Regions from separate parts of the Homo sapiens genome. Here region 1 is linked to region 2. A link is a contact called in ENCODE Hi-C or POLR2A ChIA-PET data. All regions are on one chromosome and are shown on one strand. The core of a region is the stretch at or near the end of the contact, and the rest is flanking DNA. Distances in the headings are between cores, read along the strand shown.

Region 1 (4,667 bases), core at 1,949-4,448, 160 kb before region 2:
TTTTGTGGCTCGATGCCTCTGGGAGTCGGGCACTTGCTGCACGTCCTGGTGTTCCTTACAGCCGTTTTGCCTGCAGCGGTCACACAGTTGAAAAATCTGGGTCCATGTGACTGCTCAGAGACTCTGCAAAGGCAAACAAGTAGGACTCATGGCCATTTTGCAATTCCTGCTCATTAGACATGTCTGGGGCCTTGTGAGTGAGCTCTGAGGATAAATAAGTATAAATATTATATTTGCCTCCAGGTTATCTTTAAAAATGTATTTCCCTCTCCCTCTACCCCCCCGCCAACCCCCACCAACAACTGTCAGTGCCTCCTGAATGCTCCTGGGTATCAGGAGTGCCGTGCTGAGAGTCTAGGGTCCTGAGCAAGTGGCCTGCTTCCCCTGGGCTTGCCCCCATCACCCAGGGCATGGGTAGCCAGAGGTGGCAGTGCACCCCAAGAGCCTATTGATGCCCCCTAGGTGAGGAAGGGGATGCCCATGGCCCCTGTGGTGCAGAGAGTCAGCCTCCAAACAACACCACACAAAGAGATGACAGGGGGCTTCGTCCTCGCCAGTAGGTCTGGCTGGCATGGCCAGGGCCACAAAGGAACTGGGGTCAGAGCCATGGGCTGGGTATATCGATGCTCAGCTGCCATGATGCCAGCTTAGGAGGGACTAAGGTCCCCATGTTGGGGCTAAGGAGGTGCAGGCACCTCCAATCTGTGGGTCATTGGATTTTAAGAAAGCAAAACCTACTCAAATAACTCAAGGAAAAAGGGGAGCGGGGAAGGAGATGGGGATTGTGTCCCCCCATACACACACACACCACTACCACTGTGATCTACTGAACTAGCAGTGTTTTCCTGGTGTTCAGGAACTGGTGTGTTTAGAAAGCACCCCATGAGAGCCACCAGTGTGAAGTGAGAAGGGGATGGAGGGGCTCAGAGCCCCACTGGGCAGGCTGTGAGCGGCAGAGGCGGCACCATCACAGGGCACCTTCTGCGCTTCCCTCCCTCCTCTCTGGGGCTACCGCCAGCATCCGCTCTCTGCCCATAACAGCCTTTCAGTGTGTGAGGAAGAAAACAGGCCCCGCATGCATCTCCAGGCTAAGCTGCCTCGGCTCTGCCTCATGGGACAATATTTGCAGTCCCCTCGCTGACCCCAGCTCCCAGCCACTGTCCTCCAAATGAGCCCCATCTGCCAGCATTGCATAAAATATGGGTCACAGTGGAATCGGCTCAGTGTGGGACCAGAATTGCAGGTCATGGGCTGCCCCAAGCATCTTGGGAGAGACTGCCTGTCCTCCCTCCCTCTTGCCTGCCCCAGACTCAGGCCAAGCGACCTTCTTGGACTCTATATCGGGAAAGGGGTGGCACCATCCCAATGACATGAAAAATGTCCCCAAATGGCATAACAATAATAGCTACCGTGTGTTTAATACTTCCTGTGTACCAGGCATTTGACTGATGACTTTGCACACATAATCTTATTTTGTCTTTACTACAATAGAGGTAGTGTTATTTTCACTTTGCAGATGAGGAAACTGAGGCCTAGAGTGGCTGGATAACCATCTTAAAGTCATACACACAGGAAGAAACAGAGACAGGCCTTGAACCTCGGCCTTTCTCAGCCCAAGGCTGTGATCTTAACCACAGCTCTACACTGCCCATAGGATTTTCATAAAGCGACAGAATCCAGCTGCCTATGTGTTCCCCTCTCAGTGACACTAGGGAATGGGAGCTCCAGAGTCACCACATGAAGACCAGAGCTCCTCCAGAATCCTATGAAGAGATGAAGCATCCCTAATCACTGGAACGTGACCAGTCTACATCTACTACCTACACCCAGGATCATGCCATTTCACTTTCTGAGCTCCCTGTGGTGTGATCAGAAACCATGGGCTATGTCAAGCCTGGTAAATGGAACTTGGGTAGTAAGATGAGAAGAAATTCAGTGATGGAAAACCCCTAGAAGGCACCCAATCTAACCCCTTCATTACACAGAGAAACCCATACCTAGTAAAGGGAAGAGGCTTTTTGGTACCACCAAGCTTAGAGCTGCAAATGGAAAATGGATTTCATCTCATATACCAACTCTGACCAGTTGGCTGGCTTTGAGCATTGTATTAAGAATTCTAGGGCCATATTTGGGTTCAGTGGGAAGGAATGCTGTAGTTAACCAGCAATGCTCACCATGGTTTCTAGAAGTAATGGTAGCAAGCATGCCAACCCAAGACTGGGTCTCAGGTCTCCTGAATGCAAGTCCAGTGCCACACAGGCACGAGCACTTTAGTCAATTACGAAACACTCTAGAAAAACCTATTCAAGAAAATTATGAAACAAAAGCGTCACGAAGTGTCTCAGTGGTTTTCTTAGGCACAACATATTTGGTTGCAAGGAACAGAAACCCACTCAAGTTAGCTTAAGTAAATGATAATTAATTGTCAGGATATCACAGGCAATTTCACAGATGCTCAAGGACAGGAAACAGCACATCTAGCCCACAGGAGCCCAGAAGTGGAATTGAAACCTCAGGAACAGACGCCATTCTCTTTACCTCTTAAAGCTGCATGTGGCAGAAAATGTTGGCTACCTATACAATAGCTATACCTCGTCCTTCTTCCTTGCTAACAGAATGCAGAGTTTGCTCAGATATCAGGCTATAAAGAGACCAGCCCAAGGGAGCATCATGACTCGTCTAAATCAGCCTTGATAATCCTATTCTCCTTTGTCAATGATTGGTGTATCCCAGTTCTGGGCAATGACGTAGAAGGAAAAGTCTGTATGGAGCTTAGTGGAAGAAGGAGACACATGGAGAAGCTTATCCTTCCCTTCCAGCTTTAGATGTGGCCACATGAGGTTGTTTCCATGTGATCGGTCCAGATTGGTGAGGTGTATCCCCCTGCTCCAATCATCCGTGAGTAGCTCTGAGATCACCTGCTACAGTTGGCTGACCAAGACGAGATCACTCACATTCTGAGGGTAGTAAAGTGAAAAGCTGACAAGAAACTTGATGAGACTTGAACCACCAGCTACAGCTTTCCTGGATTTGCCCCATCTTCTCATATCCCTCTTAAGTGAGAAAATAAGTGGGCATATCATTTAAACCTTTTTCGGTGGTACTGAAAAGCCTCTTCCCTTCTCTAGGTATGGGTTTCCTTGTGTAATGAAGGGGTTGGATTGGGCAATTTCTAGGGGTTTTCCATCACTGAGTTTCTTCTCATCTTACTAAACCTTTTTTAGTTTAGTCAGTTCTGCTTCTTCTTTTTTTTTTTTTTCTGAGACAGTCTCACTCTGTCGCCCAGGCTAGAGTGCAGTGGCATAAGCTCGACCCACTGCAACCTCTGCCTCCCAGGTTCAAGTGATTCTCATGCCTCAGCCTCCTGAGTAGCTGTGACTACAGGTGCCTGCCACCATGCCTGGCTATTTTTAATTTATTTTTAGTAGAGACAGGGTTTCACCATGTTGACCAGGCTGGTCTCGAACTCCTGACCTCAAGTGATCGCCTGCCTCGGCCTCCCAGAGTGCTGGGATCACAGGCGTGAGCCACCGCGCCCAGCCTAATTCTGCTCCTTGACACTACAATATCCTCCATATTTTATTTCATCCTCTCCATGCTTTAAAGTCCTCAACTGTAAAATGTGTAATAATAAAATTGTTCTAAGGATTAAAGGAAATGGTGTATATAAAGCACCTTAAAGGAAATGGTGTATATAAAGTGCCTTGCACAATTGTTAACAAGCTTCACCAGTTACCCTTAGAAATCATTATTATTTGTGCTAGCTGAGGTCCAAGATGGCCACCATCAATTCCTTCCCTGCCTGTAACACTGCCATTTTCCCCACCGAGAGGTGGAGTCTATGTTTCCCACCCCTTAAGTCTAGGGTAGTCTATGACTGCTTGGACAAACAGAACAGGGTAGAATTGATATTATGCCAGTTCCAGGCCTAGCCCTTAAGAAGACTGGCCATTTTTGCTCCCCTTCTCTTCAGACACTTGCTGTTAGGACACTTCTACTTAGAACCCAACTACCATGCGGTAAGAAGCCCAAGCCACGTGGAGAGGCCATTTGTAGCTACTCTGGAAACAGCCCTAGCAGAGTTCCCTGACTATAGACAGTGTCAATTGCTATGATTGGCATCCATCCCAGCTGGGCTTGCAGATGACACCAGCCCCAGCCATAGTCTGATTGTAACAGTATGAGTGACCACAAATGAGAAGGACCTAGCCAATTCTAGTCAACCCACAGAACATGAGAGATAATAATAAATTGTTGTTATAAGCCACTAAGTTTTGGGCTGGTCTGTTATACAGCAAGAGACAACCAAAACATTATTCATATATTTATTATGTCTGTTTCTCTGCATTCCCCCATAACTCTGACTTGCATGTGAAGGGGAGTGTGTCCCAGGAGCAGGTGGATAAGTTGGAGCATCTACTTTGGCCCCAACTCTACATGACTATTCCATTCTAGTGCCCAATACCATCTTACTGATTTAGTCCCTGTGTCTATGTTCCAAATGCTAAAAGAATAAGTCTGATTGGTCAAGTGGAGCTAGGCGCTCACCCCTAGTAAAACCATTTGTGATCAAGAAAAAAGGTCATGTGCTCCTTAGTACTGTATGGAGTGGGGGTGGGAGGATTGTAGGTACAGAAGAAATAGTATGTGTCTCTTGCAAGATATCT
Region 2 (4,620 bases), core at 452-2,951:
ACACCCTCCATACAAAATATCTTCAGTAGCTCCCCTGCTGCCCTACTGAAGGATCTGCAGGATAAAGTCCAAACTACCCAAATATGGAACGTTTGTGTCAACGGTTTACCCACCTTTTCAGGATGGTCTTCTTCTCACCTCTTCTACACAGGCCATCTGTTCCTACTCAGCCATGGCCATGCCATGTCCACAGCCAGCTCTGAAAGCCCTCTGTCTTCTCTGCTAATCCAATTCCACTACTTACAACTGTGACTTTGGATATACTATTCAATCTCTTTAAGCACCAGATTCCTCATTTGTAAAATGAGGAATGAGGGTAACATCCACTTCAGAGGGATGTTGTAGGATTACATGAGACAATTGTAAAAACATGCAGGGCTGTGCCTAGCATATAGTAAGTGCTCAAAAGGTGATAGTTTTGGCCGGGTGCAGGGGCTCACGCCTGTAATCCCAGCACTTTGGGAGGCCAAGGCGGGTGGATCACCAGAGGTCAGGAGTTCGAGACCAGCCTGGCCAATCTGACAAAACCCCGTCTCTACTAAAAATACAAAAATTAGCAGGGCATGGTAGTGTGCACCTGCAGTCCCAGCTACTCGAGAGGCTGAGGCAGGAGAACCGCTTGAACCTGGGAGGCGGAGGTTGTAGTGAGGCGAGATCGTGCCACTGCACTCCAACCTGGGCAACAGAGTGAGACTCCATCTCAAAAAAAAAAAGTTTGATATATGCTATTAAGCAGGAAGACTGAACTGTAGTTAAGAGGCCTTAGTTCTATCCCATCAGTCAGCTGCACAACTCTTTCCCCTGTCTTCCTCATCTGTAAAACTAAGTTGGAGCACATATGTATGTCTAAGGGCCTTTCTGAATCAGATATTAAGCACGGGATTCCTGACAGTGTATCAACTGATTCTGCATATAAGCTTATTTCTACTCAACCTCCCTACACAGACACACCCACCATAGAAATCCTAGAACTGTTTACTCTGCCTGAATCTGGTGTTTGTAACTGGACAAGTCACCACTCTGGACCTCAGTTTCCTCATCTGTATAATGGGAATGGAAAAGGCCAACATTAAGGGGTAAGGCTTAAACAAAAAGCACATATGGCAGATCTTCATGAACCACAAGCCCAGCGTGATGATGATACCACATTAGTAACCACAGTCTCTTCGGTCAGGGCCCCCATATGCAGCAGGCGGAGCTGCCCATTAGACGTGGGATCCAATTTCAGCCCAGCAGTTGTTGCCTACATGAGCTCTGACCTCAACTCCTCAGAAGAGACCAGGCACTTGACAGACATCTTACTCAATCACCACACTGAAATCTTCCAGAGCAGGTTTTATATCCCCAAGGAAAGGGGGGCACCCCTGCTTTTCCTAGAACGGAAACGACAAATCCCCTCCACTCGTTCCCACGAAGCTCCGCCCCAGCCACGCCAGCGTCATTAACATACATTTACGTGCATTTATATACTATACAGTTTGGACCCGGATCCCACGGTGGCGACAGGGTTGGGGCAAGGGTAACACATGGCGACAAAGGCCAGCACTTGTGGGGCCTGTATGGTCCTACCTGGCTTCGCTCTCTGTGTTCCCGCTGCCGGGACTTAGCCGCCTTCCGAAAAGCCGCCGCCATGTCTGTACAGCCTTGGAAAAGATCAGTGGAGAACGCCGGATCCGCACTGCCTCTGCCGCCAAGTCCACTGATTCCTACCGGAAATAGGCCTAGCCGCCGGCGGTTTAGAACCGCCTACTTCCTCTAAGCAACCTATCCGGAGCCGGCTTTCAGGAAGTACGTCATTTAACAGAGGCAGTCACCGCAGGCTGCTTCTGGGAAGTGTAGTTTCCCAGATATAGTCTCGTGACTCTATAAGAGCCAGTTCTTATTCGCTAGCGCCTGTCCACGCTACCCAGATCTCGCCTTCGCGCTTGGCCCGCGTGGGCACCTGGGAACACGTGGCTGGCACTGGCCTCCGTCTGAGCTGGGCTTAGCGTGTGCGCATGTGCAGTCACTTACAGCTCGGCACGGGTTGCTGTATCTAGAAGGTATGTTTAAAGCTAGAGCAGTACGGATTTAACAGTTTTGGGGCTGGCTGGGCGCGGTGGCTCACGCCTGTAATCCCAGCACTTTGGGAGGCCAAGGCAGGCGGATCACGAGGTCAGGAGCCTGCCCAACATGGTGAAACCCCGTCTCTACTTAAAAAAAATACAAAAATTAGCTGTGCTTGGTGGTGCGCGCCTGTAATCCCAGCTACTCGGGAGGCTGAGGCAGGAGAATCACTTGAACCTGGGAGGCAGAGGTTGCAGTGAGTCGAGATGGCGCCATTGCACTCCAGCCTGGGCAATAGAGTGAGACTCCGTCTCAAAAAAAAAAAAAAAAAAAAAAAAAACACTGTTGGGGCTCAGGACTCACCACTCCAAAATATGACTGTGGGAGGCCAGAATATGCCACCCCAAAATATATATTTCTCTGGCTTGTTTCTTAAAGCTGGTTATGCTGAGAAACTGCAGATACAGGAGTTGCTCTGAAAAGCTGTCCTTCCTTTTGTAGAAATAAATTTATCACCTACAAAGGAAATCTACATTTTTAGTGAGGTATCTGTGTCAAGAAGAGGGCTGACAACTATTACTTCCTGAGAGATTTTATCTCCATAACAGGACATTTCCTCCTCTCACCTTCCCATAATATGTGTTGCCACCAGCCCCCAGAGGCCCCATGCCACTATTCTTTTCTGTAACTTGGGACACTATATAAACTTCATTCATCTGACCTGTCCATTTTTTGCTCCTCTACAACAGTGTACAGGAAAAAATATTCTATAGAGAGACAAGAGACCTTAAAACCATAACTGGCTCTGCCATTCACTTACAGGCTGTGTGACTTTTGGCAGGTTTCTTGACTTTAATGAGCATCATTTTTCTCAAGCATAAAATGAGGATAATAATAACATACACTTCTTGCCTCATATTGCTGTCAAGAGCTCACAGTTGAACTGAGGAGTCATATCTGTAAAGAGCATAGAAGGAAATCACCCAATGACAATAGCTATAAAGTTCTGAGTCCCTCACATCCCTAAGGGAATGGCTGGTTGACGATATGCGAATCAGAGGCAGTACAAGGTAATGACCCATGAGGTGTGTTCTGATGCCACCCCAGTCAAGGTAAAGTTAGATTCACTGAGCCTCCATCTCCCCATCTGTAAAACTGAGGTAATAATAATACTATACCCACAGGACTGTTTTGATGATTAAACGAAATATGTTGGTTTTTTGTTTTTTGTTTTTTTTTTTGAGACAGAGTCTCGCTCTGTTGCCCAGGCTGGAGTGTAGTGGCATCATCTCGGCTCACTGCAAGCTCCGCCTCCCGGATTCACACCATTCTCCTGCCTCAGCCTGCTGACTAGCTGGGAGTACAGGTGCCCACCACCACGCCAGGCTAATTTTTTGTATTTTTAGTAGAGATGGGGTTTCACCGTGTTAGCCAGGATGGTCTCAATCTCCTGACCTCGTGATCCGCCTGCCTCAGCCTCCCAAAGTGCTGGGATTACAGGCGTAAGCCACCGCACCCGGCCAAAACGAACTATGTTTAAAGTGCTTAATGCTGTTTTTATTCCTTAGCAAGTTCACAATAAAATGGAGTTACTATTGTTATTTTTATTATTACTAAACCTGCTTCTAAGTTTAGAGAGAGGATTGGGCACAGTAGAGCATTCCAGAGGTATTTGGTTTCTTTTCCACCACATGAAACAGGATGTATAATTGCACGCATTTCTCATGACAGGGGTCACTCCTCCAGCTCAGGAGCTCCAGGGAAATCGTCCCCTTAGTCCCCAGAAATGCCAGTCCAGTCGACCAGTGGGCCTGAAAGAGCTGAAAGTATGAGTTTGAGCCTTGCCCATTTAGGGCCTCCTGCATTAACAAAATTCCATCTCATTTATCACTTACCATTGGAAGACAAGGCCCTTTATAACCTGCCTCATGCCCACCTTTCCAGCCTCATTTCCATTAAGAAGACCAGCTGTCAGGCAGGGTGACTAGGTAGCAGCCCCAGCCACTCCTGCCTCTTCCCCCTGAAGAAGGCACTGGGTGACCAGCATACCCAAGAGAAGCTAGCTCTGTACATTAGACAGGGGGACCCTGGTGTCAGCCCTGGCTTTATATCTATCACCTATTGGCTTGTGATTTGAGGCTATGATGTCAAACTCTCTGAGCTTGTCTTACTCTGTCAAATGGTGATGATGATAATAATAACTGCCTCTTCTGGTTTTTGTGAGGACAGAAAGAGGTAATGACTACCACGTGGCATGGTGCCCTTCACACAGTCAACATTTAACTACATTAGTTCTTGCTCTGCCCTCCCCACCTCCCATGCTCTGTGAAAGTCACTTACTTATTTCACCCTCTCCACCCACAAATTCAGTGTCCAGCTTGGGGTCACAAGGAAAGTTTCTGGACGGCCAGGCGCAGTGGCTCATGGTTGTAATCATAGCATATTGGGAGGCCAAGGCGGGCAGATCACTTGAGGTCAGGAGTTCAAGACCAGCCTGGCCAACATGATGAAACCCCATCGCCACTAAAAATACAAAAATTAATCGGGTATAGTGGCGTGTGCCTGTAGTCCCAA

The links. Hi-C counts contacts between places; a loop is a spot of excess contacts on that map. ChIA-PET counts read pairs that join two places held with the same protein, here RNA polymerase II (POLR2A). Pooled maps may share reads with other maps.
Region 1: a loop to region 2 is called in a pooled map, with 5 times the contacts of the local background. The contact joins the enhancer-like site here to the promoter of UTP11 in region 2. A Hi-C loop is called at or near these places in 1 of 168 maps with a recorded cell type or tissue (GM12878), 8 of 37 single-sample maps with no recorded cell type and 6 of 50 pooled maps. POLR2A ChIA-PET finds 5 or more read pairs at or near these places in 4 of 52 experiments (A673, Caco-2, GM12878 and 1 more).

What each region holds. Positions count from the first base shown.
Region 1 is chr1:38,171,767-38,176,433 of GRCh38, reverse strand. The region is part of intron 2 of LOC105378654 (a long non-coding RNA gene); the gene reads right to left. Among named protein-coding and RNA genes, the nearest start is that of LINC02786, 33 kb to the right of the region's middle. RefSeq lists enhancers at 1,835-1,914, 2,586-2,635, 2,686-2,735, 2,746-2,795, 3,076-3,335. Within about 2 kb of position 3,198, at least 2 of the 41 ENCODE cell types and tissues checked have a DNase peak (open chromatin) inside an H3K27ac peak, as active enhancers do; they include GM12878, where a contact is called at or near this core.
Region 2 is chr1:38,009,815-38,014,434 of GRCh38, reverse strand. It overlaps UTP11 (UTP11 small subunit processome component), which reads right to left and starts at 1,701. Exons shown (of 8, transcript NM_016037.4): 1 at 1,570-1,701. The coding sequence starts at 1,632.